Linked DNA regions of Mus musculus: regions 1, 2 and 4 are each linked to region 3. Evidence: chromatin loops called from intact Hi-C (ENCODE). Cell type or tissue: left cerebral cortex. All regions are shown on one strand.

Region 1 (8,000 bases), 130 kb after region 3:
AATATACTGCATTCTACAGACACTGTGACTACCCATAGTCTTTAATCTGGGCTTGTATTTATGACCATGAAGTGACCAGGACAGGGGCTTATAAAACTGTTAAGAGCTAAAAATACATTCTAAGAGCCTCAATTCACTGCGTTATATCAAGCAAAGTAAAAGTTCATTTTTCTGGGTCATATCCAAGCAATTCTTTCTTCTGTGGTTGCTGCAGTATTTGCAGAAAAAGGAAGAAGTTAGCCGTTTCCATAAAGAAGCAATAGCCTCAGGAAACTCAGATACACAGGAGTCTTGTTATCCTTGCCTGCCAGATCTCACTTGGCCAAGTCTGAAAGAGTCAACCGTGTCAGCAGCTCCCAATGGACTGTTATGTTAGGAGTGGTAACACAGAGTATCTGCATGTAGTTAACCCCTGTGTAACTCTTATTCTTGAAAGAATATCATGAGATACAAGAGGAAAAAGTCCACTTTCAAGGCAGAACTCTCCAATAGCAAACCCAATGTCTGAACACAGCACAGGTTAGCCTCAGCCCATTGCCAGGCTCCTTGTAGCTCTAGTCGGTCTCTACTTCCCATACTGACCTTCACCTTCCTAACTCTGTCTACCAGATTTTTCTTCTCTCTCCAGAGTCCCTGAGCCTGCTTTTTCCTTCATTTCTACAACTCTTAAAAACCCTCATAACAGAAACCTGCTCACTTGACAAACAAAAGCCTTCTCAAGTACAAACCACGCTGAAGAGAGCTTCAGACAACCTCAGAGGTAATACATGGTCTTCTCACAAAGAGCAAGGCAGTAAAACAATCAATTTTAATAATTTTTGGTTCTATAATCAAGTTGGCTTTTAAATCTAGGACTATGAAGTTACTTATGGACTATAAGTTAATAACACAGTGGGCATGGTAGCACACATATGTAATCCCAGCGCTTGTAAACACATGGGAGGAACAAGGGGTCAAGGCTGGACTCTACAACATAACAAGTTTGAGGCAGCCTGGAATACTTGAGACCCAGAAAGAAAAAAAGAGAAAAGAAAAGGATAGGGAGAGGGAGAAAGGGAGAGAGGGAGATGGAAAGGGGGGAGAAAGGAGAGGAGAGAGAAGAGAGGAGGAGAAGGGAGAGGAGAGAAGGGGGGGAGGGGAGGGGAGAGGAGGGAAAAACCCACTCGTGCTTCAGCACCCACAGGCTCATGTTAAATCTAGCCTTTGTCAGAGAAGCTTCTAATCTCAACAGCCGGTGGTATGGTGGCCTGAATGAAAATGGGCCCCATAGGCCCACAAGGCATAGCACTAATAGGAGGTGTGGCCTTATCAGAGTAGGTGTGGCCTTGCTGAAGTAGGCGTGGTCTTGTTGGACAAAGTGTGTCACTAGGAGTGGGCGTTGAGGTTTCAGATGGTCAAAACCCATCCTCCCTCCCTGCTGCCTGCAGATCCAGATTAGATCCTATTCCAGCACTATGTCTGCCTACATGCTGTCATGACTCCTGCCACAATGATATATGGACAAAATCTCTGAACTTTGAGCCAGCCCCAATTAAATGTTGTTCTTTATAAGAACAGAGTGAACATTGCCATGGTCACACTGTCTCTTTACAGCAATAGAAACCTAATGATGACACCATGGTAATGCAGAAACCTGTAACTGACAAAAGCATCAAAAATAAGCAATGGTATAGTACTCTAAACACTACAGCTCTATCACCCACTCCAAGGCTCAGGAAACCTCAGAGAAGAAGGAACAGAAAAAATAAATGTAAGATCCAGAAGATAAGGAGACCTGTGAAAAAGGGGTATCTTCTGCATGTGACATACAATTACATTCAGGAGCTCACTATAGTTGTGGTTATAGCACAAGACCTACACAAGACTGGACATTAACATGTCATCATGGATATGGAAGGCCCCATGAGGCCCCACCCTTCCCGCCAGAACTGCTGACAACTAACAGCTGTTGGGATTTGCTCTTGCTCTAGAAAATAACTTCCCCTCCACACTTGAGCAAGACACTTGAAATTACACTGGGGGCAGGGGAGGCACTACAGATCACCTGGGTTCCATTCCCAGCACCTACCAGTCAGCTTGCAACTGTCTGTACCCCCAGTTCCAGGAGCTCCAACACCCTCTTCTGACCCCCACAGGCTCCTGCACAACAGCACAACATGTGCTTGGTGCACAAACATGATCTAAGGGGCGTGAGCACACACAAACACACACACACACAGATAAAATCAAGCAAAAAAATTCACACATAAAATCAAGTAGACAAAAGGAAGACATGAAGTACATGGGGATGGGGTGCGTGAGGTATGCAGGGACAACTCAGCAACTGAAAGCTCCGGCTACTCTTCCAGAGGGCCTCATTTCAGTTTCTGGCACCCTTATGGTGGCTTATAGCCATCTATAACTGTAGTCCCATGGGATCTGATGCCCTCTTCTGGTATGCACACATGGAGACAAAACACTCCTATCCATAAATAAACATATGTTTAAAAGAAGAAAACAACATGGGGACTTGTTGAGAAGAGGCCTTCAGTGGGAGGAGAAAGATCAAAGATCAAGGCCAGACATGCTTCTGCATGCTTTAATTCCAGAAAACTGAGGCAGAAGCAGGTAGATTTTATGAGTTCAAGGCCAGACCTGTCTACATAATGAGTGCCAGGCCACACAGGGCTATAGAGTGAGTCCCTGACTCAAAATTCAAATACAAACAAAAAAAATTTAAATCTAACTAGGAAGCTACTCAAATTCATTATATAAATGTATGAAACTGTCGATTTTGTAAAAAGAAAAAGAAAGAGAAAGACTTGAGGGGTAACTGAAGAAACTTAAATATGGGCTGAATTGCATATGCTATTAGAGAGCCATTGTTGATTTTTTTTTTAGATATAATGACATCTTAGATATCAAGAAAAATATTTTCAATTTTTAAAGATGCACGCCAAAGTCCTTAAATGTGAAGTAGAGTTGTTTGTGATTTCCTTTAAAGAAGCACAGCCAAAACAAGAGTAAAGTACAAAAAGGAATTTAGAGGCAAACCAAACACGGCAGTGGGATGCAGGTGAGGCTCTTAGAGCTTGGCTCAGAAGGGAACTCCTCGTGCCTGTTAATCCCACCCACCCAGCTTCTCACACAGGAGGGCCAGCATCCACTCACCCCACCTCGCTAAGAGGACTTAGTAATTTCTGTGGGGATCAGCTTTTTTCCTTTTCTATTTTTAAGCACTCTCCTCCAACTCCAGGTTTTCCCAACAGCACCTACTTATCGCCCAGAAGTGAGAAATCACTGTTTTCCAGAAACCTGGTCCATCACCCGCACAGGAGGTCCCAAAGATTCCTATGTCAAAGCCCCAATATGGCCACTGCTCTTTGATATGAGCCACCTGCCACACTTCCCAAGGAATGTCTTACCTTTCGTGTCCTGCATGACAATTGAGCTATACTTTAAGAAGGTTATCAGTAGATTACTGGTCTGTACATCTGCATCCAGTGAGAGTTCCACAGAACTTATAACTGGAATAGAACAAATAAAGCACTTAGCCCATAACATATTCCACCTCACACTTCTACCCACATAGCCAATTTGCCAGCAGGCCAGAAAATGACTAAAGAAGCTTTCCCCACACAGAAGGAGGACCCAGTGCTTTCCATAAGACTTTCAGCTACTCTTACTAGGTCTCTGGAGGCCCTCTACCCCACACTCCCCCAAAGCCTGCCAATTTTCTTCTTCGCCCAGTATAGAGAGTTGTTCTCCTAATGCCCTAGAAAAGGATGTTGAGTCCATTCTGGCCCCAAGTAATCAACAATTCAAGGTCCTCTTAGAGAGTCTGTCAATTCTAACTAAAGGAAAAAGTTACCCTGGCATAAATGAGCTTGACTTTGATGGCTCTCTCACTTCAAATAAAGAGAAGTCTTGAGAACAAGTCTGAAGTAGCCAAGGGGAAAGGAGCTCGGGCTGGGCAAGAACTAAGTCCAAACTCTGCCCCTTGAGATCGACCCCTCGGGAGGGACCTAGGACGCAGTATCGGACAGGAAGCAGGTGGACACCGCCGACCAGCCCCCTGGAACTGGAATTTTACATGTGCAGCCTCTGTTTGCAAAAAAAGATCCTTTTGCTTACCCTCCCACCCTCTCTGAGTCACAGCCTTAGAGAACAATGGGAAGTTAGACCAGAACTGACCCAACCACAACAGTTTTAACTTAGCGCTCCCAAGATTCAAAGACTTTACGTTAGAATTAGTCAGCTTGTTAAGTGTTTTAAATGTCTAAAACAGAATACATATACAAAAAGAGCCTCAAGATGGCACAGGGATGTTTGAAAACCTATAGCTTTCTGCTATATTTTAAACTATAAACACATTGCTAGGTTTGGGGTATTAGTCATAATATATATTCATAGCCATTATGGATCCCTCTGGAGTTATTACAATGCAATGCAGAGGACATTTATTAACAATGGGAAGCACTGTACATTATGGCTCCACAATACACAGAAAAAAAAACCCTATGAAAAGAAATTAGCATGTCTAATCCTTGGCTCTTACCCATAATTTGGCTGCAAAGAACAAATACGAGATAAATTTACTTTTGTATTGAAATATTAAAATATTTCCTAGCCAGACTGAGCTATGGAGTGAGACCCTGTCTCAAACACAAACCAACCCAAAAGGTTTTAATTCATGTTAGAGCTCAATAGCACAGGCTATCATCTCAAACCACAGCCATTTTGAACTCAGAACCCATGATCATTCCTTTGTTATCTAACTAGTAAGTGGAAGTTTTACCCTACTCACACACAGTGATAACTAGAAAACTCTCTTACATAATATAGTAGAAATATAGAACTATATGTATTTTTAGTTTACCAGAAAGTCCTCTCATGCCAAGGCGGAGTTGTCAAATGTCAAGTCTGAGCTGCGAACAAATGTTACAGCTAACTGCTGGCTTTTAAAAATAATAGTGCCAGTGACATACCTTTAAATATAACTGGGCTACTGAGCAGCACTATAATTAAAAGACAAAAATTGAAAACAAGGCTATAATACTTTAGGACCCCTACAGAAAGTAAGTTAGGGAAGAATTAAAAAAGGAAAAATAAAATAAAGACAGAATCAAATCCCTCACAAATTAAAATCTCCTTCCTATGCAAGCTTCATTCCTCAATCGCTGGCTTCATAATTCTTCCCAGTAGCTTTTGTCGAGGGAGACAGTCATCTGAAAGTGGGCTGATCTTCCCACTAGAACACTAAAGGCTCAGTGGTTGTAGGTAAGCACAAATCCTGCCATTGCATAATCAAGTGTGTGGGTGAAGTGTTCACAATCAACAGTTTGAAAGGCAGTGCTCTGAAGCATCCAAACCCCAACATCACATGAAACTGAGATAGATATAGATATAGATACACACACTCACACTCACAACCACACATATATGGCTTTGGATATCCATGGTAACTAGGCAAGCTTCATCCTTAAAGAAGAAGTACTGTGTTTCCATTGGCTTATGCAGTGACCTGAATAAACAGATGGGTAGGCAATCCTCACTACGCTTCTTCTCATTAAGATATTTTGGAATTTGGCTTTCAATTCTAAACAGATCCAATTTGCTGTCATAGATCTGGATATCAATGACACCTCCGTGCTGTACGTCTCTGCTGTGTGTACTGCCTTAGAATGCAAATGTACGAATACCACATAAAAATGTAGGGGCCAGGGCTGCAGAGATGGCTCAGCGGTTAAGAAGACTGACTGCTCTTCCAGAGGTCCTGAGTTCAATTCCCAGCAACCACATGGTGGCTCACGACCATCTGTAATGGGATCTGATGCCCTCTCTGGTGCGTCTGAAGACAGCGACAGTGTACTCATACATAAAATAAAAATAAATCTTCACAAATAAAACATTACTAGTGTTGTTGCTGAGCTCGTGTGTTCTAACATGCATATGAAGGTGAGGGCATGTCTCTCTTTCTACCTTTATGTCGATAGCTAGGGATCTAGTTCGGGTTCTCAGGCTTGTAGAGCAAGCACTTTCCTCACTGAACCATCCTGCCTATGCCAAAGTTGGATATTTGTTATACTATTACACAAAATGAGCTCAACATTTGAAGAATAACATCAAGTAGTAATGTATATATTTTTAATCGTTTCAGACAGGGTATCATAAAGCCCAGGTTGGTCTCAAACTCACTATATAGCTGAAGATGATCCTCCTGCCTCCACATCCATCACCATGTGCCACCATGCTGACTTTTATAAGGTGCTGGCAACCAAGCACTCTGCCATTGAGCTACAGCTGCCACCATATATATAATCAAGTAATGTCTCTCCCCTGAGCGTCTCGAGCAACCCAAGAGAGCTTGCAGGACAGGTGTTAACCAGTGGGGTAGTCACTTTCAGCTCTTTCAGAATTCTAAGACTACCCAACGAGGACAAACCAAGCTTATACTGTTTCTTGGGTTGTGTTTGATTGTTTGGGATATTTAAGACAAGAACTCTCTATAAACACCTGGCTGTCCTGGCACACAGTATATAGACCAGGCTGGCCTCAAACACACAGATTTCTACCTGCCTCTGCCTCCCAAGAGCTAGGATTAAAGGTGTGTCACTGCCACAACCCTGGCTACTCATGTTTTGAGATGTTTCATGCAGCTACGGCTGGCCTTGAACGGATCCTCCTGCCTCTAGTGCCTCCTGCCTCTAGTGCCTCCTGCCTCTAGTGCCTCCTGCCTCTAGTGCCTCCTGCCTCTAGTGCCTCCGGCTGCAGCTGCAGGCATGCACTACCACACATAGCTTTAAATAGCTCCTTTTTAAATAGCTTTCTTTTTTTTTTTTTCCTTTAAGATTTAGTTTTGGTCAGGTGGCAGTAGTGCACGCACCCGAGTCTTCAGGGCTGGAGTGTTACATCCTCTGGTACACACCAGTTGAGAGCTGCCTGATATGGGTGATGGGAACTGAACTCAGCTTCTCTGTAACAGAAGTGCTCTTAGCCACTAAGCCATCTCTGCAAGCCGACATGTTTCTTACAGACAGAAGAAAGACTCCATTCAACTATCTTTCCAAATTTTCCTCTGGAACTTCAGAGCCTAAGGCATATCATCACATACTCCCCCCCCCCTCTTTTTTTTTTTTTTTTTTTGAGGGGAGACACATTGGTGACAAGTGTTTCTCCTTTTTAATTAATTATTAGTTAGTTAGTTTACATCCCAAATACTGGCCCCCCATCTTCCCCTCAGAGTCCCTCACCCATCCCTATACCTCTGAGAAGGTGGGGCCCCTCTGAGTATCCCCCAACCCTGGTGCATCAAGTCTCTGTAGGATTGGGTGTATCCTCCCCCACCGAGGCCAGTCAAGGCAGCCCTCTGCTACAGATGGGGGGTGGGGGGAGCTTGGTCCAGGCCAGGTATGATGCTCTTCGGTTGGAGACAGTGTTCTTTGCTGCCTGGGCTGGTCTGAAATCCCTGTGCTGAAGCGATCCTTCCATCCCAGACCCCACATGCCGGGAGTACTGGGCATATGACACAGCCCAGCTCAAACAAATTCTTCCTTTCCTTTTTCCTTTTCTTTCTCTTTCCCAGCTTTTTCTCCTCCCTCTTGGGGATTAAACCTAGGGCTCATGCATGATGAGCAAGCTCTATCACTACATTATACCCCCATCCCTTCTTAAATTTAAAGTTGACCAAGTAGACCAAGCAGACCTTGAATTTATAATCCTTCTACTTCAGCCTTCAAGTAGCTGGGATTACAGATGTACACCAACACTAATTACCCACTTACACAAATTAAAAGAACAATTAAAAGAATTAATAAATGTATTCTTTGCTCAACACAGCTGTGCTTAACCCTGAGCGATCTAGAATCAGCCAGGCAGTGGTGGCGTACGCCTTTAATCCCAGCGCCCAGAAAGCAGAGGCAGGCAGATCTCTGATTTTGAAGCCAGTCTGGTCTATAGAGTGAGTTCCAGAACAGCCAGGGCTATACAGAGAAACTCTGTCTTGAAAACAAACGAACTAA
Region 2 (8,000 bases), 58 kb after region 3:
TGACCTTGAACTCAGAGATCCTCCTGCCTCTGCCTTCCTGGTTCTGAGATTAAAGATATGAATCACCAAATCCCACTAACAGGCTGAAATTTAAAATAATTTTAATATTTTAAGACATAGCAATAAGCTTAAGCTAAGAGTGCGTAAGATATATCTTCCCACCTCCTCCTTGCTTCTTCTGTGACATATATGTGACTATACAACCTGCCCTTTGGTTGCCAAGAATGCTCATAACATTCTCACCCCCATGCCCTTTCCTATTTGTGCCAATATCAAAGGATTTAGCTTCTCTTTTTAGAACATCCCTACAGACTAAGGCGCCCAGCAGAACCTCAAGTTGATGAGGCTTGCAACTATACTGTTGTCTTTACTGGTGTAGCCGTCTCCAGTGCTAGATCCTATGGCTCCTTAAACTGTTATAGCGTTCCCAATTCTTCTGTTTGAGAAAAGTTGTTGCCAATATCCTTTTTTCTCCCAAGCTGTTGTCTTCTAGACTAACTGTTACACCACCTTCTACTTTATGCAGGTGTCTTTGGCTTGCACCACTGGCTTGACCTGGGTTCTATTTCGCCTTGCCCTTCAGTAGATTTCTTAGTGGTAGAGTCTGCTGGCATTTTTGTTCAGACTTTCTCTGAGCTGTTGTCTCTGAACTATCTTATAGCTTCCCTTCATCATGTGAACTTCCAAGTACCATTATTCCCTGTCCATGCCACGCCAGGCCTGGGTTCTATTCAGAATCTCTAGTTGTAAGAAAGAAACTATTTGCCCATCTATATTCAATAAATAATCAGCAAACACAAGCACAGATGCCACCTGCCTTCAATAGATGTCTATAAAGGACAACACCACCCAGCTACTCTGGAATATGGTCAAGCTGGCTTGAAAGATGAGCTGAAGCTGAATAAGTACCCTGAAGAGACAAGCTGGCTCCGGACACTCCAGAAAAGGATGCAGCCTATAAAGAGTTTATCCAGAGAAACACACGTGGCTCTCTGGCTTACCCACAAAAGCTAGCACATCAGTAATGTACCTTCTCTAGACTAGTAAAGATGGAGGCTGAGCCTGGTGGTATATGTCTATACTCTTCCAAGTCCCTCTTTATAACTAGCCAAAGAGATCATTCTTTTTACTAAAGAAAATAGTTCAGCCATACATGGTGACTCATGGATATAATCTCAAAATTTGTGAGGCTGAGACAGGAGGATTGCTGTGAGTTCCAGGTTAGCCTGGGTTACGTGGTGAAACTATCTCAAAGAAGAGAAAAAAGCCAAGGGGCTGGAGAGATAGCCCAGCAGTTAAGAGGACTGGCTGCTCTTCCAAAGGATCTAGGTCCAACTCCCAGCACCCACATGGTGGCTCACAACTGTATGAAACCCAGTTCTAGATGACCTGACACCCTCCACAGGCACCAGTCATGCACTCGAGGCATAAACATACACACAGGCAAACACAATACACATAAAATAAATCTAAACCCCAAAAACCTTTGACGAGTTCAAGGCCAGCTCTGTCAGGAAGAGAGGGAGGGAGGGAGGAAGGGCAGGCGACAGAAAGAAAGAAGGAGGGGGAAAGGGAAGGAAGGAAGGACGGACAAACCATATGAGATAAAATACATATTAGCGCCTCTGCATCTCCAAGTCCCAGTATGATGACCAACACAGCCACTGCCAACCTGACAGGATCTAGTGTCACCAAACTGACAAGCTTCTGGGCAGACCTGTGAGGGACTTCAGGACTGTTACCCAAACTGGGAAGCTGCGCACTATAGTGTGGACAGCACCAGTGCATTGGACTGGCCCTGGCTTCCATTTTAAAGGCAGAGGAGGAGGAAAGCTGAGCAGCACACTTAGCCCTGTGCTTCCCAGCTCTGGAAGAAGGGAGGTGGCTGCCCCAGGCTCCCGCTATTAACCCTCCTCAGCCCTTCCTCCCTTTTAAGCTGTTTCTTGTCAGGTATTTGCTCTAAGATGAGGTATTGTAAAAACCTTAGAAATCAGGGGTGCTCCAACAGCACAGTCAGCACCAATGGCAGAAGCTGTGTTCTCAGGTACCCTACCAAGCTGACCATTGAGAATCCCCATCACATGAAGATAAAGGTGAGAAATGAGTTTCTCTGATGTGAGGGTCTTGGGAATGCATCAGCACATCCTGAGCTTCACATCCTGTTCATATGACTGGTTTTCAAAGAAATGATACAGAAACCAATTACAACAACAACAACAATCTCATTAAACCTGTTACTACAGGGGCTCACTCTGCTAGAACATGCAAAGTATCTGAGCTCCAGGGAGAAATGTACAATTGAGGTAAAATTAATCAAACCTACATAAAAAGACAGTGTAAGAAGAAAATATTTTCCTCAGATATTCCAGAAGTCTGATCACTAAGTGTATAATTCTGTTCATTATTATCTTCTACAATGTAAACCTATATTTATAATAAGGCTGATATTATAGTAAAATGACAGTACCACATAGACACAATTCATTTAACAATTAATCTACCGGAGCTAAAAATTCTTAGCATGTCATTAATTGCCTGCTTATTAAACCAGTGTTTCAGTTTCAGTTGCAGACTATCACGTCCTTGTTACAACCCCAGGGGAAATGCGAGCACACTCATGGGACAATTAGCAAGTAACAGGACCCCAACTGGAAGAACACAGAGAGACCAGGGCAGCCACCCTCAGAGAGCTCTCCACTGCCCTCCCTCCCCTGCTGTCTTCTCACTGCCCCTCCCCTGGGCCTGCACTGCTCAAAGCAAGAACCAATGTCTGCTGCAACCTTCGTTTTTAGTTCTTAGCTGGTGAGTCCTGCTGGGGTTTTGAGAGAGCAGGAGACTAGAGGAAGATCTGAACCATGCCATGAAGGTCATCGGCTATGGCTATTGTTTTTCAAGTTTGGCCGTGGTTGAAGACTCTCTACCCACAATTTTTCTTCCCAAGGGCTTTGCAGTTGACTCTTCAGGAAAGTTTTCAGACTTTGGGGCCATTTTATATAACAGTAACAAAGCAGAGCCCAGAATGGAGAGAGATTAGTCCCAAATCATCTACCAAATCAGGGGCAGAGTCAGGAATAGATCAAAGCATCTGGACCAAGATTCTGAAGGCACATTTAGGAAATGTGCTGACGATACAAAGCTGCCGCAGAAGATCCCAATACCCAGAATGACATAATCAGGATCCACACACGCCCTGATAAGCTAAAACGATGGGTTGAACATCAAAACAAATCAAACAAGGATAAAGTGTTGAATATAGGTTAGATACAAAAGGGGGGGAAAAGCTGTAGAAATTGAGAAGGAGATTCACCAAAACAGTGCCCGGCGCTCTACTGCAGGGTGAGACTGTAAGGTCTAAATCATCTTTACTCTGTTCTTCATACTTTTCTTCTAAGTTTCTATACTAAGTGCCACACAAATGTGGTAGCACAACGCTCCTACCAACTGAACAAGCACGGGATGCAAGAACTGAGGAGGGAGGTCACGTGAAGCAGCTCTGAAGGCTCTCATGGGCTACAAGTCAGCTATGAACTAGCTACATAATTCAACTGACAAATAATCTAATGCCGGTCAGGGATGGAGCTCATGAGAGAGGGTTTGCCCAGTGTGCAAAAATCCCTGGTTTCGGGGTTCAGCACAGGAAAAACTGAACATGTATATATTTCCCAACATCTTGGAGGTAGAAGAATCAAGCGTTTAAGGTTGAGGCTAGGATGGCTCAGTGGGTAAAGATACTTCCCAAGCAAACCTGGTGAACTGAGTTTCATCCTGGAGATGAACATGGAAAGAGAACAAATCCTGACAGTTGTCTGCTGACCTTCGCATGTGCACTGTGCCAAATACATTATACACACAGACAATTAAAACAAACTAAGGTAAAAAGAAATTCAACGTCATCGGCTATATTGAGAGTTGGAGGCCAGGATAGACTATTTGAAACCTTATCTTAAAATTAAGTAAATAGGACTGGAGAGATGGACCAGCGGTTAAAGAATATCAATTGCTTTTCTAGAGGACCCAGGCTTAGTTCCTAAAACCCACAAGATAGCTCACAATGAGCTGCAACTCTAGTTCCAGAGAGAGGATCTGCACCACAGATACACACACGGTGCACATACATACATGCAGGCAAAATGTCTACACAGGTCACCATGACTGAGCCTATGGAATAATTTCAAAGATAAGGAAACAAGAGTGGAGCAGGAGAATAAAGGCACAAAGCACTCCAGATCTCCAAATGTAAGCACATTATAGTCTCCTGTCCCTTCTCCTCCCACCTCTGATGCTTACCTAAAGAAAGCAGAACGCCTACGACGGACGTTCTCCTGAGTAAAAGGCTGGACTAAAGGACACACCTGACATGGTTCATCTCAGATATTCATAACATTTAAAAGACTGTAGTTGAAATTATGAATAGGAGAGCTTACTAACTGTATACAGGAGGCCTGTGCTGTCCTGAAAAGACAGCTGGTGTGTAAGTCACAGCAGCCTACACAAACACATAAAAGGCCTTGGGTTTGATCCCCAACACTAAAAAGGGAAGAGAAAAAAAGACGGGCTGAGGTCAGCAATTTGCTCCCTTGCCAAGTGGAGGTAATTCAGACTCATCTCTGGGACTGAGAGCTTCTGCACTGACCTGGGACTCACCCTCTTCTCCAGTGCCCTCTGCAATCTCAGCTGCAACAGTGCTCAAAGCATATAATATTTTAACTTACCTCAAGGCCCGGGGTGCTTGGTTATCTTAAGTTACCAGGAAGTAACTCTCCTACTATCACCAACTCAGACACAAAGGTATTTCCTATCAACTACTGACAAAGCAGTCAACAAATATTTGTGATAAGTCATGAAGCAAGAGAAAAATGTCAGTATAATTAGTAAGCAAACAGATTATTTGCCAAAACAACAAAGTAAGGTTTCCAGATTTAAATAACATAAGATTTCTTTGAACTAAATCATGATGATAAAATGCTTTTATAAGTTTCCTGAAGTTGGAGTTAGCAAAATGTTTCAGTGTATAAAAGTGCTTGTGGTACAAACCTGACAACCTAAATTCAGTTTCCAGAACAACAATGGAGACAGACTTCCAGAAGCTGTTCTCTGATCTCCATATGTGCTCAGTATCATGCAGATGCCCACACTCACATGCTCATCACACACACACACACACACACACACACCAAAACAACAGCAACAACAAAACTAAAAAAGCCTCTACAAGTGATGAGCCTTTGAGTGAGTGTCTCGGAGCATCACTGTGCACTTGGACCCTGCTAAGCTTCTATTTCAGTCCAACAGCGCGATTCAGGCTCAGCTCAAGATTGACTCCTTTTCCCCTAGGAGCAATACTCCAGAAATAGCCCCTTATTTGAACCAATAAAACGGGATGCAATCAGTAGCCTTATTGGAAGAAAATGAGATGCAGAAGGCAGAGCACACAAGAATATCTTCTCTAGACCAATGCTGACTCTAGACATTTAAAAAGCACACTCAATAACTCCATCAGTTTAGTCCTGCTACTTTTGAACCAGCTTTTTTCTTTGTTATAACGCTCAACATGCAGGCATCAAACGCCAACGAGCTTTGACTGCTCAGATCCTGAATACAGAGAAGAAATAGCTATAGGCTATTAGCTCACTGGGGAATGCTGTGTTTAACACCTACACGTGAGAAAATCTCCCACAAAGGAAAAAAATGTTCATGTATGAAACCAAATCCAAACTTCCCCACTCTCACAGAGCTCCAAACACAGCAAAGAGAACAGTAAGAGTCCACCTCACTTGTTCTGAAACTAAGAAATTCCTTTAGTGTTTTTTCTTTCTTTCTTTAAAGCAAAAAAAAAAAAAAAAAATTACTGAGATGAATGTAGTATGTATATATTATTTAAAGCTGCACAGAAATTTCTATATTTCACTGCAATTAAATTAGTATAAATCTTGGCTGGGCATAGTGGTATTTTATCTATGAAAAGGAAGGTATAGTTTCCAGAGTGCCTGTACCCGTTTGCACTCCCACCAGCAGTGGAGGACTGTACTTCTTCTTCCACATCCTTGCCAGCATGCACTATCACTTGAGTTTTTGATCTTAACCATTGTGACTGGTGTGAGATGGAATCTCAGGGTAGCCCTGTGGTTAAATTAGGGGAAGGACTTAAGAAGCTGAAGGGGTGAGCGATCCATAGGAAGATCAGCCATCTCAACTAACCCAGACTCCAGGGAGCTCCCAGAGACTGAGCCACCAACCAGGATCAAACACAGGCTGGTTCGAGGTGCCTAGCACATATGTAGTAGAGGTCTACTTGGTCTGGTCTCAGTGGAATTCTCAAGAGCCTTGGGGCCCCAGGGAAGGTGGAGGACTGGTGGGGGTAGGGGGAGAGCTCAGAGGCAAGGAGGAGGAGGAATGGAATGAGGAACTGTGGGAGAGGGGACAGAAGGGAGGCAATGACTGGAATGTAAATAAATAAAATAATTTAAATTAAAACGCAAAAAGGAGGAGGAGGAGATGGAAGAAGAGGAAGAGGAGAAGGAGGAGGAGGAAGAAGAAGAAGAGTAGGAAGGAGGAGGAATAAAATCAGGCATGTTGATACATTCCTGTGTTCCCAGCAAAAACAAGAGATCAAATACAATCCCTTACCCACCCCCACCTCCCCCCACCCCCGCCCCGGCACCCCACCGTTTCTCTGTTTTTATTTTTAAGTAAGCCAGTATGGTAGTAAGTGTTTGTAATGTCAGCACTGGGGAAGTGGATCTTGGCTGCTTATTAGCCAGGCAGCTTGAGCACCTTAGGGACTCCTTGTCTCAATATACAAAGCAAAGAGGGGCTGAGGAGATGGTGCAGAGGTTAAGTGCATGCAATGCCCTCGCAGAGGTTCTGGGTTTGGTTCCCAGCACATGCATACTTAGAGGATCGGATGCCTTCTGGGCTCTTTGGGCACCTGCACACACACAGTACACATAAGCTCATGTAGATGCACACACATACACATAATTAAACATGACTAAATCTTTTTTAAAACATAGAAAGAGGACTGCAGATAGACCTTAGCAGTGTAATACTTCCTCATACCAGTGAGGCCCTTGCTTCAATCCCTAACACAGCAAAACCACAGCAGATAGGAAAGAAAAGAATTAAAGAAAGATGTAGTGGGCAGATGAAGTCCAGTTGAATCCACAAGAATATTAAATGTGAATAAAATAAACATTCCAATCAAAATGCAGAACCTGTCAGACCAGATGAAGAGTCTGCATCATGTCCTGCAGGACATGACAATGCACACCTTCAATCCTAGACCTTAGGAGACAGGTTTCCATGAGTTAGAAACCAGACTAGTCTACACAGAGTTCCAGACCAGCCGAAGCTACATAGTGAGACTCTGTCTGCAAGAAAAGAAACAAAGAAGCCAGATCCAACGATCTATCACCTATATTTTAGAAAGGTAAAAACAAATAAAATATAAAAGAATGGAAAAATATATGTCATGAATGAAAATATAATTGGCAAAGAAACTTACAAGTTAACATTTTATATATATTTAAAACATCTATAGATGCTTTATACCCACTCTGAACAAGAGTGGGATGTTTATACAAGGTGCATCATTTGTGAGACAGTGAACCAAACTTCAGTTTAAAATTTTTTTGGTTTTGTTTGTTTGTTTGTTTTTTGTTTTTGTGATGGGATCTCCTGTATTCCAGGCTGGCCTTGAACTCAGTATAGAACAGATAATAATCCTGCACTTCTACTTTCCTGCCTCTGCCTCCAAGGGCTGGGATTACAAGCATGTGCCACCATGCCTCGTGTGTGTGTCACCTGCAGGTCAGAGGCACTGGATTCTCCAGAGCTGGAGATGTTCACACCCCACCCCCACCCCCAAACACACAGACTTAGTTAAAAATAGTAAGACTAATGTAAGAAGAAAGAAACACTGTGAAGAGGTCTATAACAAATAGAGGGATTAAATCACTTATTTTTAAAAAGCTACTTCTGGGGGTTGGAAAGATGGTTTA
Region 3 (8,000 bases):
CTGGGCTGGTCCTTCCCAGACATCTCAGATCTCACCACAGAGGTGCTGCTAGCAACCATTTACTATCCACAATTCAAGGCTGGAAAAATACTGCCTTGTGGAGGAACCCACACCCTAAGCCATCTGCTCTCCACTGTCACTCCGTCAGCAAAGACCCCAAAGCCCTTGTCTCAGCCCCCCCAGACCATTCCATCCCCAGCCAATCAAGAAGATCCTGCAGCCCCCAGCTGCATCAGGTGATTAATGACCTCCCTAGGCGTTGGGGCTATTTTGGGTCCTGGAAGTCAAGCCTGCAGTGATTGAGAGCTGGCCCCGCCTGGCTCCATCCATCTGTCACCGGAGACAAGCCCAAGCAGGGGGCTTGAGGGGATACATGCTCCCCAAGAGACCTGTAAGCATGGCTCTCATTCAGCCCCAACAGTCCTCCTTCTGAAGGCACATGGCGTGAAGCAGCCATAGGCCCTGAACATACCGCAGGGGCTCAGGTGAAGCCCATGTAATGAGGCAGAGAACTACAGATCCCGGAATGCCATGGGGCCACGTTGTTTCAGTTTCTTTGAAGCCAGGATGAGGGGAGAATTCCAGGTTCTGTGCGCCCAGGTAGCCCTAAGGAAACCTAAGTGGAGGTGTGCGCAAACCTCAACAGCGTCATGTGGAACCCACAATTCACAGCATAAATCCACAAACTTCATGCCAACGTACAACTTCATGAAAGCTAGTTATCTGACTCAGGGCTCTCAAACCAAACTCCAAAGCACTAGAACCCTGGCAATCCTAGGGATGTGCAATCCAGGATGCACCACAGTGTTGGAGACACACAACTCCATCTGTCTGATCAGGCATGAACTCACTAGTGAGCTCAGCTTGTTCTAGCCTTTTTTTTTTTTTTGGGGGGGGCACTGATAGGTCATTGTAAGACATTCCTCCTAAACCCAAGTAACGCAATACAGGGCTGTGCCTTTCCCCAGCCCAGCACAAGCGTCTTCCTCTCATCCCAGAGCCCTGCCCCTTTCTTGAGGCTTCAATGAGCCTTATCCAATGTTGTGAGCTATGCTGCCCGAAGCTTCCTTTATTCTGATGCTCTGTGAGTGAGTGGTCCTTAGCCCCTGCTATACTCTGAGCGAACTTGCCCTCTTACCCTGATGAAGTGCAAGTCCCTGCTCCCTCCGATCTCTGTGAGAAGCCCTTCTCTCCACCTCTGTAAGGCTCCAATCCCGAGCCACTCATTTTTAGAGGGGTCCTCCCTTCCCTTCCTCATACCTGGCGACAGTGACCCAGTCACCAACTGGTAGAGAGACCGAGCTGCCTGCCCCAACGGGCTCCGGCACCTGCGAGGGCAGCGGTTCATGGCTTGGCTGAGAGCACAGTGTCCAAGCTCCGCCCCCAAGGTTTCTGACTGAGGGCGGTGCCGCCCCCATTAGAGTGGGTGGTGCGAGAGGGCAAGACTGACAGGCGGAGTGTCTCAGACCCTGAGCCTTTCAGATGCAGGTTGCTGGCCTCATAGGCGCACCTTTTCAGGTCATAAGCGCTCTGCACCCACCCGCAAAGCTCTTAGAGATGGGGGTGTGGCGGAGGGGCAGGGCAGGGCAGGGCAGGGCGTTCGCTCCTCACCACTTTCTCTCCAAACGTCTTCAGGATTTCTGGTAAGGAAAAGAGGTACACACGAATTTTGAAAGAAAACCTGGATGACTGAATGACGAATGACTTATTTATTTTAGATCGGGTCTTGTCTGGCACTTGCGACATGATTCAGGCTGGCCTCAAATTCATGGCAATCCTCCTGTCTCATCTTCCCAAGTGCTGGGATTACAGATGTGAGCCACTACAGATCTTATTTATTACCTTTTATTGCTCCACTTCAACCCCTCTTCCGGCTGTTTTCCCCACCCCCATCTCCCATATTAGCACAGGGACGCTACAGGGGTGAGAGGACATAGTTGTCATGGCAACTCTCCACACTTCCTGGACCAATGGGAGAAAAAGCAGGAAGGGAGAAAGGACATTACATTAGCTTAGCGAACCTATTGCTGCCTCCTGGCTCCAGATTCCTTTCAAAACTATGCCTGTCTTTAGAGTTCCCTTTCTTAAAAAAAAAAAACTCAACCATCACTTGCTGGCTCCCAGCCAACTACAACAAGTAGAAGCCCCCTCATTTAACAATCTTTGTGTAGGGCTGGAGAGATGGCTCAGCAGTTAAGAGCACCGACTGCTCTTCCAAAGGTCCTGAGTTCAAATCCCGGCTCGCAACCATCCGTAACAATCTCTGTGTAAACCCCTTTCTGGGACTTATTGCTATGTAAATCCTTCTAGCACCTACAAACACTTCAAAATCCTGGGAAAGGCCATAGAAGATGTATGCTCCCATTTCTTCCACTGTGTGTGCGCGAAGGGTAGGGGAACACGCCTATATTAAGAGAAGAGAGCTACCATTAAACACCACACCTTGTCTACTCGAACCCACTGGCAACAGTGCCCACGAGGAATTAGTTTCATACACAGGGCTCTTTGGCCACACGGGGGCGCTCCATCCCCAGGAACGATACTTTAATTGCCAAAGGAACAAGACTCCAGGGATCCTGGACCCAGGCCCTGGGGCATGGCCAGTCAGGACCCAACTCGCAATTTCAGCTTGGACAGTTCTTTTTAGGCCTCTCTTTAGATGGGGTTGCTGCTGAGCGCTGATTCAGCCTTTCCCCGCTGTGCAGCACTGCCAAACAGCCCCCCTCCCCCCCCCCCAGGCAGGTAAGAATACGAAGAATTGGGGGTTACGGGGTGGGCACATCCTACCCTACCCCTACTAAGAAAGTCTTTCCCAATTGCTTTGAGCTTGGTTGGGATAAGACTGCGATGGTTGGGGTGTATCCAAGTTGCTCCGAATAATAACTTTAAGACCACTTTGCTGCCAGCATAATGAACCAAGTTGATAGGGATACAGCCTCTTCCTCTATCCCAAATGCAACTGAGGAATCCAACTTGCATAGGGAAGGAAGGGGGGGGGGGGCGCGGCGGGAGCACGCTTCAGCACCGTGGACAACGACTCCTCCTTAGGGCTCCAATCAGAGGACTCCAGTCACAAGACAAGCCTCTCTTTACAAAGGAGAGGTCTCCATAGTGCTCTCCAGTCACGTGCAGAGCCATCTACAGCAAGGATGGTGAAGACTGGAGAAGTTAAGGTTTGGGTCCAGCCTAGGCTACATAGTAAGGCCAGGACTATGCAGCAAAACACTCGCTCACGATAAATAAATCGAGTAGCCCAGCGAGGAGAATATTTCACTAAAGGGGAGAATGGTGTAGGAAGTAAACTAACTAATCGCATGTTAATGGGGGCTCTTGGACCCTTACTGCTTTCAAGGATCCTGAATTGATGGCGGGCACAGAGCAGAATGGGGTCACACATTCACACACCGCTGGTGTCCTGACATTGCAACTAGGGTCATCCCAAAGTCAGTAGCTGAGACTTATTCTCAGAGCACTAGATCCTGGTCCCCTTCACTGCTTCCCAGGTTCTGCCCTGACTCTGTTGAGAAGGGCAAGGATTATGGTCTTCCCCACTTGCCCATCGCTGTTTCTGTCTTTGGACAGACAGCCCCCCTCCTACTCTTCGTTGGAGTTCTTAGGAGTTCTACACAACGAGACACAAATATGGAAATATACAAAGGTGACAAAGTCATTTACATAAACAGAATTTACCTACCAAGCTTAGTACTCTACACACACATATAGACCCTCCCAAGGTGGGCCACAAAGTGACGGGTGTGGGAGGGGTTGGGGGGAGGGGAGCCTTCCCACACTTCATAGGCCCATAGTTTCTGTCTTTATTCTGAAGGAAAGCAAGAGGTTTAGATGAAGTTCTAATAGGGTTGCTGGTAATTAAAGAAGCTTTGCATGCTCAGAATGACCTGAGTAATTACCCTCCGGGGTAGAAACTAACCCAGGACTAACCAAAGACTCTCTACAGGGGCCAAGGGCTAGAACCCCAGGGTGGTGGGTCTCTCTTTGGGTCCTTGAGCTTTTTGCAGGAAATAGAGGGAGCAAATGGGGGGCACTAAAGAAAGACCCTTGCTAACACCCGGAAGACAGAGAGGCAAAGAGGACAGAAATGCCATTAACAGTCACAGGGGCCCCCACTGCAGGCATCATGCTTGAGAGTGGACAGCACCAAATGCTGAAACAACCCACAGCCCCACAATCACAAACACTTTTAATGAATACTCATGCCAGAAGTCTTCTTAAGGGACAGAACACCACCAAGTGACACCACTCTGGTTGTCACACGCCATTTCACACAGAATCATTCAAAGCACACAGTTGAACATGTAACAGACATATGGTTAGAACAAACTTCACTAGTGCAGCCGGGGTCCTACACAACCACACTCAAACATCTGGCAAGCCCATAAAATCGCACTGCCTCATGCAAACACACTCACCCCGGCTGTCACCAACGCTCAAGGCACACGGCAAACAGCTGTGGGAGGTGCACATACATACACAGACACACAGGAACGACAGGTGCTCCCGCACGTAACACCTCCCACTCCAGACACACTCCTAGCCCTGTGTCACACACGCCTACACCTGCTGCCTCTCTACACCTGCCCCACCTGTTCTTCCTCAGCCCCCTAGGGACCCAAAGCTTTAAATCCTAGGGTCTTGTTCCCTAGACCAGCCTGCAAGGTGCACAGGAATGGGGCAGAGTGTGCATAAGGGCCAAGCCAGGGGGCAGAGAGATGGAAGGGTCTAGGGGGATGGAGTCTGCTCACCCTCCCAGGACCCCTGAGCCACCTACTCACCCGTAAGCTGGTCATAGGAGCCGTCCAAATCTCGGGATTCGGACAAACTCTCCTTTCGGCCTTGGCCCCGCATGGCCCCCGGCGCCCCGCTCCCGCCTGGGCCGTGGGAGGGGGCGCCGGGTGGCCAGGATAGGGCGCTCACACAGTGCCCCCTGGCGGCGCAGCGACCTGCTGGGGCTGGGGGCCGGGAGTAGGGGCTGGCAAGGCTTTTCTCTGGGGAGCGCTGGATTTTAGGGCCCACCTCAGAGTCCCGGGGCAGGAGCAGGATCCTTGGGCAGCAAGTGAGAGCGGAGCAGAAGGCAGCGTGGAGCTGAGAGCCGAGCCTGAGCCCAGCCGCCTCTCCTCCGCCCCCTCCCCGCGGCTGTCACTGCCGCCTCCCCCCTTAGGCGCTGCCGGGATTGGCTCCCCCTACCCCCGCCCCCCACCCTCTGCAGCTCGGAGGAGGCACCGGGTGAAGGGGTGAACTGGAAAGTGCCGGAAGGGAGAATAGCTCTCCATCTACACCACCCACAATTGCGGGGCTTCGAGAAGAGGGGGCCAGAAAAGCCCCGCTGTGAAGAAACCCCGCCTCCAATTCTCAGGCACCTCTTTCCCTCCGCCCCCCAGTCAGCCAGTCCTGCACAGCTGGGCCAGAGCCTGGGGTATGTCTGAGTCCCTGGTTCCCTCTGCTCCTCATCTCAGCCTTATATTCTCGGTTGTTCCTCCTGCCGAGAGTTGCGTGTTCCTAATCAGCAGCCACCCTTCTCTAGCGGAATGAGGATGCAGAGCCAACCAACCCAGCCTCTGGACACGGGCTCACAGGTGGCACTGGGTACATTTGTCTATCTCAAGTTCCGGAGGGGGCCTCACTTTCTGAATGCCCTCTTCCCAGATCTGATGACTCTTCCTACCCACCCCCCTCCCCAGGCAACTGGGAAGGCAAAAGAAAGAAGTCAACTTTTTTTTTGCCCCTTTCTCTCCCCCCACCTGCTGTTCTAGACTTTGTTTTCCCGGCAGATTTAGGGAGCTTCTGAAAGGTTTGGGGATCCGAGTGTGATACAGAAGCGAGACGAGATGTCTCCCTCATTTTCTGAAGTGAGGAACAGCCCTGCACAGCCCGGCACACAGCTCCCTCTCTCTCCACCTCTTGTCTCCAGGAATGGCCTGTTAAGACCAAAGGTCTCAGCTAAAGTACCTCAACACATTGAGTCTTTTCAGTCAGATTTACTTTCCAAATACTTGAGTCAGTGAACTGTGGCGGGTGTTCCTGTATGAGGCTGGGACAGGCAGCTGCCTTAAGGAGGCCTGTCTCTGGAAGGAACGCTCCCAGAAACCTCCACAGAGCTGTCAGAGGCACCAGCCAAGCTGATTTGTAGACTCCAGGCTAAACGTCTTAGGTGTACAGGAAGGAACCCGGCAAGGGTGGGCTTCTAGTCAGGAAAAAAGGAGAGCTTTGCTTAGGGCTGCTTGTCCTAGACGGAACCGGAGGGACCTGCTCATAACATTACTCCCTTCTTTCACCCAAAGGCAAGGGAAACCACAGTTCTCTGAACTCAGCTGGCCTCTATCAAGGCCAAGAGGTCCTTTTATGACACAGGACCAATACCTGCATCAAAGAGATGACGAGGGGAAAAGACACTAACGAGACACTAAAGACACACAAATCAACTTTTAATAGCTTTGATTTGCCACCAGCTCCAGCTCCAGCTGCTCTGGGGTTTATCACCATGGGAAACACTAAAGCCTCAGGTCAAGTTATCCATCCGGGGACCCGTGATTAGAGATGACCCACCCTACAATGGCTTAAGATTCTACATCTATGCATGTCAGTGTGCCAACAGGTTCTCGAGAACGATCACACCTCTGCTCAGTCAGGGCTGGCTTCCAGGGAGGGCAAGGATTCCAGAGAGACGGATGCTGAATGCACAGGAGCCCAGGACGCCCCAGGCCTACTCTCAGCCTCCTCAGGTCCTCACTGTGCGGTTTGCCCCTGCCAACCTGGGACTTTACGAAGCTTTACATCGGAGGGACTTAGAGCAGCAGCTATTTCAGGGGGAGCTGTGGGGAAGGGAAAACCCTACAGTGGTTCCATGGAGACCATCCAATGATAGAATCCACAGGCCAACTTCACGGAGGTTGGATGTGCCCAAGGCCCAGCTAGAATATGGCTAGACAAGATGGAGGCTGGGGGCGTGGTGCTCACCTAGCCTGTCTCTATGAACAGCACCCCACCCCCAGCAGGTTCTCTGCCAGCACCAGACCACAGCAGGAACAGATTCCTCCCCAGAGGAAATTCTTAGGCAGGCTGAATGTAAACAACAGCAGGGTGAGGGGGTGGAACACGTGGAGGAGCTCATCTAGGCTCCCACTGCAGGGGTGGGTGGGGAGGGGGAGCTGCTGGAAAGGGGACCAGCAAAGTAGGCACCTTGAGGGCTCCAGAAAGCCTGTCAATGTTTATTTCACACGCGCTCCTTTAAGACAGTTTAAAACAGACTAAAAAGGCAAGGCTAAAGTTGTGGGCCTATTGTGCTGACGAGTCAACGTGGGAAGGCAAGGGAAAGCGAACAGGTGCTCCTGGTGCCAAAACTAAAATCCAGAAAGGAGCGGTCGGACAGCAGAGCACCAGGCAGATCCAATCTCCAGTTTCTCAGAGGTGTCAACTTTGAATTTAAAGACAGAAAAAAGGCGCCCATCCTTGACCTACTCTGTGCCAGAGCTGAGGTGCTAAGGACTGGGCAAACTGCAGTGGGGGCAGGGGCCTTGCTCAGGTTCAAAAGGAAACAGGATGTGGCATCCGCCATGACCAGCCATCATCAGTCATGACCAGCCATTGGCCTCCAGAGTGCTGGCAGCAGCCTGGGCCTGTCCAACCAGCACCTGTATAGTCAGAAGCCAGCACGTGGAATCTCAATTGGCATCATGGGGCAGTACCCAGGGAATGCAGCCTGGAAATGCCACTCTTGGTTGCCTCTCCCGTTACCCTCCCATTTCTCCCCAAATAAGAGCATCCTGGGCTTGCCCCTGCTTGTCCAAGCTCACTGAAGTACGGCCTTCACCACGAGCCTCGGGGTCTGCGCTTCTCTCCAACCTTGAAGTCAGTCCCCACTCCTTGTGCTCGCCCTCCAGCCCAGGAGCCTCATGGGTAAGGCAGTCAGTGGCTCTCAGGCAGTGCAGCCTCAGGAGATGGTGGAGAACTCCTTCAGGAGGGCTTCCTGGCTGAGTGTGTGG
Region 4 (8,000 bases), 110 kb after region 3:
CTCTAAGTTCCAACCATGACTGTTTGGTCTCTGGCTCCGTAATCCTTTGTGAGTTACTTAACCCTTTTGTATCTCTGCTCCCTTCGCCCCAGAATAAGGATTTAAGTAATGGCTGGCTTCTCGCCCTGAGACACGGCATACTGATGGGGTAAGGACTTGATCTACAGACAAATGCTGAATAAAGAATCCCAGCATAAAGCTGCCTCTAAACCATGTTTTCAGACTGGAAACCACATATTTAGATGCAAGCTGCTCTCCCAATGCTCCTTCTGCCTACTGTGGAAGTAAAATAAGCTGTCTCTAGGAGGCCCTGCTCAAGTAGCTCCCATTCCAACAACTGCAAGCTTCTCTTTAAACACTCCACCTATTCTTTGGTTAATGGCTTAGAAGTCATCAGAGTTTCCATTTTTTACTTGGTTAAAAGCAATCCACTTATCCGTATAAGGAAGCGGCACACGAAGGAGAGAATGGGCTCGACTTCCTCTGCATCTCAGCCGGGGTTGAGCCTATCCAGAGATGAGGAGCAGCAACGTATCAGGCGCATTACGACAATCACGTGACAGGGCCCTATTACTGTTGTTGTTATTGTTTTAAGGTAGAAACACAACATTGTGTTGTTTTAGGTGACTGTTAATTCATTATTAATGGAATGTCTACACTGTCATTTGTGAATTTATTTATTCATTCAAATGTTTTCTAAGTCCCTATTGAAAGCCATGTAGTCAGGGCTGGAGGGCTAGCTCAGTGCTTAAGAGTGCTTGCTGCCCTTCCAGAGGGCCCAGGTTCAGATCCCAGAACCCATTCTGAGATGCACAAGACTCTACATACATACATACATACATACATACATACATGGCCTTTCAAAGTGCCACAGGAACAAACAAGAAATTAGACACAGAAAGTTCAGAGAGCAGCTGGCTATGGTGGCGCATGCTCCCTCCGCTTCCTGAGGGCTGCAGTTAGAGGCATGCACTACAGCACTCAGGGAGGAAAGGTGGGTGAGTTTGAGACCAGCATGGTTGACGTAGTGTACTCCAGGCCAGCCAGGTGATACAGTAAGACCCTTTTTAAAAAACAAAACAAAACAAAACAAAAAAAAGGACAAAAGTTCAGAGAGAAGATGGTGCTTAAAGTCCACATAGCTAGGACCAGCACAACGGGGTAAAGAAAAAAGCTCAACTAGACACTAGGGTATCTGTGAGAAACGAATTCATTGGGAAGACATGGAACATAAAGTCAGGGCAGCCATCTTCTTCCCCTCTGAGGTAACGGCTGAGCCTCACAGGGCTCAGGAACGCCCTGAACTCCCCGGAGCACAGGAATGTACAAACACGTTTTCTGGATACGCAGAGCTCTGCTTTCATTCTGGTTTCACAGATAAGAAACTGTCATCTGACCCCAAACCTCATTTTCTGTCTTCATCCGAGATGAAGTTTCAGGTAAGGTTTTGCTCAGAGACTGGCATTTGAAGGTCATAAGAGGATTCCCAAATTTTCTACACTTTGGGAAAAACAATGGTTCCTAAAAGGAAGGGCAAAGCAGACATGCAGGACTTCCTTCTTCCATATTCCAACTGAAATGAGCACAGATGTCCTCCTACACACTCAGACTCCATGGCAACAGCCACTGTACAAAGAAGTGCAGCAGGGAGTGGGTCAGGGCTTGTGCATGTGAAGCCAACTGCAGGGAAGGATAAAGCGGGCCTGAGCCCCGAGCTAACACAGCCAGTATTTTCCTCTCCCAATCTTTGGAAATTCACTTCAGGAATTTTGGAGACTTCTGGCAATCTTCCCCCAAGACAAAGAATAATCACAGAAATAAAAATTAACACTCAAGAAATACAGTGACGCTGACCACCACATTCTAAATACAAGGGCATCTGGGCCCTGACTAAGTATCTGCTGTAAGCTCAAAGGCTTCTAGCTGTTCAATCTAACCTTACATGCCTTACACGCTTATTTATAAATAAAATTAATTTATAATCATAACCCATACACAGGCAAGCATTTATCTACATTGGTTTATTTGCCATGATGAGTTTCACACACCTCCCTCAAATCCATCTAGAGGCAAAGAGAGAATGAAAACATGGGCATTCCAACATATGAGGGTAGTGCCAGCCAAGGAGTGGGTGGATCCAACATAGCCACACTTGTACTCTCTGGATGCAATATTACACATTATTATGGCTCTAACTGTACTGGGTGGAGCGCTGTATTCTGCAGCTTCCTTAACACCTGCTGCTCTTCATCTCGCGGTATACTCCATGTGTGAACACACAGAATCAGGGTTAGAGACGAGCTCACTCCGTAAGGAAGAAGGGCTCAGAAAGTATAGGTGCTTGCCGCTGAGCCTGACAACTTGAGTATTATCCCTAGGTTCCAAATGGAGAAGGTTATAAATGACTCTAGTAAGTTGTTCTTGTATCTTCTCAGGCGTGGGTAATGTGCACACATAGTCAACCAATAAATAAGTAAACGTGATATTTACAAAAGAAAAGAAGAAAAACTAACCTCAAAAAACACAAACATCTATGCCTTAGGAACAAGCAGTCGCTAATGGTTCTCCTACATAACTCCCTTTAACACATTACAGACTGCTGAACATTAATCAAGACAGCAAGTAATCTCCGAGCAGAATAAGACAGAAAGTTCTCAAAGACATAAAGTTAACCAACCAACTCAGGATAAAGAATTGGTTTTTTGGTTTTTTTTTTGTTTTCTTTATAGATTACTAACTAAACCAACAAAATGCTAGCCGTCCTCCGGTTACAGTTACACCTATGGGCAATTCCAGCACTTGGGAGGCAGAGGCAGTGAGTGAGAGCCTCCTCCATTTTAAGACTAGAAGCCGTCTTGTTACCAGGTAAAGTCATTCCTGTTTTCTGTTAATCCCACTTTCTCCTATGTTCAATGTGGTTCTTTCAAACCCTGCTCTAAGGAAACAGCCCTGTGTGACAGAGAATAAAGCTCGCTTACTTCTAGTAAAAGAATTTGGGTAATGGTCTTTACTCTCTATCAGTGGGATTAATAGCAGATCTCTGAGTTCAATTAAGGCCAGCCTGGTCTACAGAGCAAAACACAGAGAAACCATGGCTACACAGAAAAACCCTGTCACAAAAAGAAGAAAAAAAAACCAATAAGTAAATAAGTGAGTAAACAAATAAATGACAAGAAAACCGCGATAGGAAATGTGAAACGGATGCAGAACAACCGGAAGCCTGAATGAAAGATGGAGGACAACACAACAGGGTACAGCGGAGATCAGTGAGCAGCACACAGTGGAACGGTGAGTAAGAGGACAGGGGATGAGAGGGAGGGGCAGCTAGCCAGTCCACAGGGGCCACAGGGAAATGACCAAAAAAAAAAGGATAAAACTAGATGAGAACCAGAAGCGGGAGACAACTGCTGCCGCCACAGGACTGCTAACCACTACCATGACATCATCTCATGACAGACTCTAACCACAGGCATTGTTATGTATCCTACAACTGCCCCAAGTATACACACCTGTACTATTTTCATTCTCTTTTACATTCTAGACTTCCAGAGCTCTATAATTATATTATTATCTATATGTGGGTGGTACATGCCTATAATTCCAGCATCTGGGAGGCTGAAACAGGAAGACTGTCTTGAGTTCAGGGTTACAGAGCAAGAACCAGTCTCAAACAACACACACACACACACACACACACACACACACACACACACACACACAGAAAATGTCATTTCAATCTCTTTCAATATCTCTTCTAACATGCCCTCAATTTTAAACCCTCATGACTATATTCTTCTCTCCTAAAACTCCGACTAAAATTGCCGCTGTTGCCTTTAGTGTGACTGTCCTGCCCTCCCTATTACCATCATACGCAGTAACTGCTGAAAACTTGCTAATCCATTAATTAAAGATCTCTACTTCCCATTATGGAGGTCTAAATTTAGAAAGCCAAATTAAGCTGGGAGGAAAGCATGTGTCACAACAAGGGAGATGAATTCCACGGAAGGGGCTGGGCTCCTGGCCTGCTATCTTACCAAGCCCCCCGACACTAACACTCTCTCTTCTGCTCAGCACAGAGAGAAGCACCCCACCCGAGGGTAGCCACTCATCACTGTAATCATCTGGAGAAAACTATTATCCCATCAGGTCACAAAGCCACGGGACAGCAGCAAGCAACTGCCTCAGGGGACAGGCTTTGCTTTCCCAAACCTCCAATTTAGTCACACAAAAGAAAGGGTGGCAAGCTAGCATTAACTGTGCCCTTAGAGAAGAGCCACTTCCCGCCTGCAGGGGTGGCAGTGACTTTACTGGGTTACCAAATGGATATAAAGACCGAAGTAAACATTGTAATTTTCTGTTTTGTCTCTGGCACAGGGGGAGTGGTACCATCTACACAGTCTGTAAACAGTAATAATGCCAGATGTAACAAAAGAACAGGGCTCCCCCCATCTCTCCGCCCCCATCCATCCCCACCCGCCTAATGCCATTCCTTCTGAGATTACTCATCTTGAGGAAACACAGAGGCTCCCTATAGTCCATATGCTGCTACCAAATGGAAGGGAGTGAGAGTCCAAGTTTGCACTGATTTCCTCCTTGCTGTTACACAAAGCCAGAATATTTGAGACTCAAGACATGTTTGGTTGATTTTGTTTTTTAAGACAAGGTATCACTACATGGCACTGGCTGGCCTAGAATTCACTCTGTATCCCAGGCTGGCCTAGAACTCACAGAGATCCACTTGCCTCTCCCTCCAGGGCTAGGAATTCAGATCTGTGCCATTATGCTTGGCTAAAAAAATTATATCCCTTCTTGAATTTTTTTTTTCTTTTTCCTTTTTTCTCACTGCTAGGGATCAAACCCCAGGGCCTTACACTTGCTAGGCAAGCACTCTGTACCAAGCTAATTATTAAGCCTCAGAACTCAAAAAATCATCAACTGTTTCTAAAGGCTGATACACAGACAAAAGGACAGGGCAAGAGAGGGAACAAGAAAGCAGGCGTGGACCACACAATATGCTGAAGTCTAGACTCAAACAAAACCGAATTGTGAACAATAAATAGTACAAGTAAAACCAGAATCATCCTAACTAACTGCGAGGCTAGAAGGGCTACTAACAGTCTGAGCCTGAGTCTAAAAGTCAGAAAAAGCACAAAGGAAGAGGACAGACTCAAGAAGGAACATTACCTGACCAGAGCTCCCGCCAGGTATAATGCAGGCGAACTCTACACTTCTTCTGGTAACACAGCAGTTTATGCACTACCTGGACACACCGCCTGCAATAAGAAAGGAAACGGACAAGCTTCAGAATCCATCACAGTTCACCTGGACCATTTCTGTAGGGAGGCAGCTCGGCTGGGGCCACTGAGACTGGGGTTAAAGGAAAAAAGATAATTCTGATGAATTTCCTCTGTCAGTCTCTTGCACACACACACACACACACACACACACACACACACACACACACACACACACACACACAATATTTGTGCTACCCATGGGACTACAACCACTTAGAGGCCTGTAATAAGGCACCACTGAAAAGGCTATCAATGTCTCTTCCAGAAGGCCTGTTCGATTCCTAGCACCTACATGGCAGCTAACTACTGTGTGTAACTCCGGATCCAGGGAATCCAACATCTTCTGGCCTCTCTGGATACCAGGCATATATGTGCTATGCAAGTGTACATGCAGGTAAAACACCCATACACATAAAACATTGTTAATTTAAAAAATGTAAGAGACAGAAGAATGGATTGGATATAAAAAAATTAAAGACATTAAGGCTCTAGATCAAATTCAATTCTAAGAGATGGCTCAGCAGGTACCAGGCTTCAACAGAGTCCCAGCAGCTTGTAGTTACCTGTGACTCCAGCTCCAGGACTTCCTGGAGCTTCCTGGCCTCTAAAGGCACCTGCATAGCAAGTTCCAGGCCAACGTGAGCAAGGTAAGAGTCTGCCTCAAAATTAAATAAAGAAGCTGGGTGGTAGTGGATACCTTTAGTCCTATCACTCGGGAAGCAGAGGAAGGTGGATCTCTTGAGCTCAAAGCCAGGCTGGTCTACAGTGCAAGTTCCAGGACAGCCAGCGATACTCAAAGAATCCCTTTCTCAAAAAAACAAAACAAACAAACAAACAAATTGAAATAGATATATAATGAATGGAATTAAATAAAAATCAGCCTAGGGATGCAGGGAGCACACAAAAATCCAGGTCCTTAGTTGCACAAACCAAGGAATTAGTTGCAAGTGCTGCAGCAGCTACAGGGACCAATAGTCCAGTCATTGGACTCTTCAATTATATGGACTGTTCAATACATCAGAACAACACAATGTGCTTTGTTTGCTGTTTTGAGACAGGATCTTAGGTAGCACAAGCCTGCTTCCAACTTAATATTACACCTAAGAATGACCTTGAACTTTTGATCTTCCTGGCTCCACTTCCCAAGCGCTGATAGTACCAGATAGTTTTTTTGGGGTGCTGGTGATGAAATCCAGAGCTTTATGCATGCTAAGCAACTACTCTACCAAATGAACTACATCCCCAGCCTGTTTTGTTTTGTTGAAACAGTCTCATGTAGACTAGACTAGCCTTGAACTTGATACGCAGCCAGGGCTAATGAGGCAGGGAAAAAAATGAGGAAATGGAATGGAAAGACAATGCTTCACTCGTAGCTGATTCTAGCTGAAGGCTCACGCCGGCTGAGAAGCAAGAGGTTACTGGCACAGATAATTCTAAAACAGCAATGAACCAGGATTAAGGCCCGAATGTGTATGACCTTGGGTAGGACCACACTCCACCCCAGATGTTTCTGGGGATCTCAAAATTAATTTTGTTTCAGTGGAGACCTCCTAACTTTCTGCACTACATCCCTGTGCTCCGGAGGTAACCTTATTCACCTAGCATCTCATTTAGATTTCCAGCAACACTTTGAAGAAAATTGTTTCAAAAGCCACCCAACAATCTAGCTGGCTACACCAAGTTACAAAGGCTGTCTCCTGGGGACACCCACACTCAGGCTTTCAAGTATTTCTTAACTTCTTGCCCAATACTTTCCCTTAAAACTTGGGCTTAATATCTATTTTATAAAAAAATATTTCCAGATGCTAAAGCTGAACCACCTAGCTTGCCTAAGTGCAACTAGGTCCAATCCCGGACACTGTATACACTGGACACACAGGCAGGCATCGGTTACCCCAGCACTGTGCAGGTGGAGCACTGTGCAGGTGGAGCACTGTGCAGGTGGAGCACTATGCAGGTGGAGCACTGTGCAGGTGGAGCACTGTGCAGGTGGAGCACTATGCAGGTGGAGCACTATGTAGGTGGAGCACTATGTAGGTGGAGCACTATGTAGGTGGAGCACTATGTAGGTGGAGTACAATGTAGGTGGAGCACTATGAAGGTGGAGCAGAAGGATGCCAAGTAACGAACTTTAGCTTACATAGTGAGTGTGTTTGTATTGCTGTGTGATTTAGCACTTAATTCCTCTAGCTCAGTGGTTCGCAACCTTCCAAACACTTCCACCCTTTAATTCAGTTCCTCATGTGTAGTGACCCCCAATCATAAAATTATTTTCACTACTGCTTCATATCTGTAGTTTTACTACTGTTTGAATTGTTATATAAATGTCTGTGTTTTCGGACCGCTTAGGCAACCCCAGAGTAAGGGCCATCGACTCTTACAGGAGTCATCACACCCCACAGGTTGGGAGCCCATGTCTAGACAGTTCTCTGACTCTTACCTCTCAGAGCACAGTTAGCACTGGCTTTTTCTGTTTCTTGATTTTTTTTTTTCTCTTTGAGACAAGGTCTCACAATGCAGCTTTGGCTGCCCTGGAACTCATTATGTAGACTTTCAAGCTCACAGAGATCCTCCTGCCTCTGCCTCTCAAGTGCCCAGATTAAAGGTGTGTACCACCATGCCAGGTTTTTTTTTTTTTTTCTGCTTATTTCCCTTTTGCAAAGAGGTCCAAGAAATGACCCCAAAGTGAGTTTAGACTAACCT

The links. Hi-C counts contacts between places; a loop is a spot of excess contacts. Peaks named below come from ENCODE experiments on the same cell type or tissue, not always from the same donor. Only the 100,000 strongest peaks of a DNase experiment are listed, where the experiment ranks them.
Region 1: it touches region 3 in a loop (6-fold over the local background); 26 of 42 quality-filtered maps call a loop at or near these places.
Region 2: it touches region 3 in a loop (2.6-fold over the local background); 4 of 42 quality-filtered maps call a loop at or near these places.
Region 4: a loop joins it to region 3, with 4 times the contacts of the local background. A loop is called at or near these places in 6 of 42 quality-filtered maps.

The regions. Positions count from the first base shown.
Region 1 is chr19:45,942,598-45,950,597 of GRCm38, forward strand. It overlaps Armh3 (armadillo-like helical domain containing 3), which reads right to left. Exons shown (of 26, transcript NM_198296.2): 15 at 3,405-3,506. Among named protein-coding and RNA genes, the nearest start is that of 4930505N22Rik, 52 kb to the right of the region's middle. In left cerebral cortex, a CTCF peak has its summit at 6,747; DNase peaks (open chromatin) are centred at 3,583, 4,133, 4,906, 5,309 and 1 more place; H3K27ac peaks cover 3,712 bases.
Region 2 is chr19:45,868,752-45,876,751 of GRCm38, forward strand. The region is part of intron 23 of Armh3 (armadillo-like helical domain containing 3); the gene reads right to left. Among named protein-coding and RNA genes, the nearest start is that of Kcnip2, 57 kb to the left of the region's middle. In left cerebral cortex, no CTCF peak of the experiment used is centred here; DNase peaks (open chromatin) are centred at 3,081, 4,494 and 5,494; H3K27ac peaks cover 263 bases.
Region 3 is chr19:45,810,938-45,818,937 of GRCm38, forward strand. It overlaps Kcnip2 (Kv channel-interacting protein 2), which reads right to left and starts at 5,126. Exons shown (of 10, transcript NM_145703.2): 1 at 4,794-5,126. The coding sequence starts at 4,866. Armh3 (armadillo-like helical domain containing 3) reads right to left here. Exons shown (of 26, transcript NM_198296.2): 26 at 7,207-8,000. The coding sequence ends at 7,949. In left cerebral cortex, CTCF peaks have their summits at 2,514 (motif pointing right) and 4,964 (motif pointing left); DNase peaks (open chromatin) are centred at 1,964, 2,521, 3,263, 4,486 and 4 more places; H3K4me3 peaks cover 3,690 bases; H3K27ac peaks cover 2,620 bases.
Region 4 is chr19:45,916,433-45,924,432 of GRCm38, forward strand. Armh3 (armadillo-like helical domain containing 3) reads right to left here. Exons shown (of 26, transcript NM_198296.2): 20 at 5,185-5,273. Among named protein-coding and RNA genes, the nearest start is that of 4930505N22Rik, 78 kb to the right of the region's middle. In left cerebral cortex, a CTCF peak has its summit at 4,289; DNase peaks (open chromatin) are centred at 304, 1,613, 2,154 and 4,534; H3K27ac peaks cover 2,879 bases.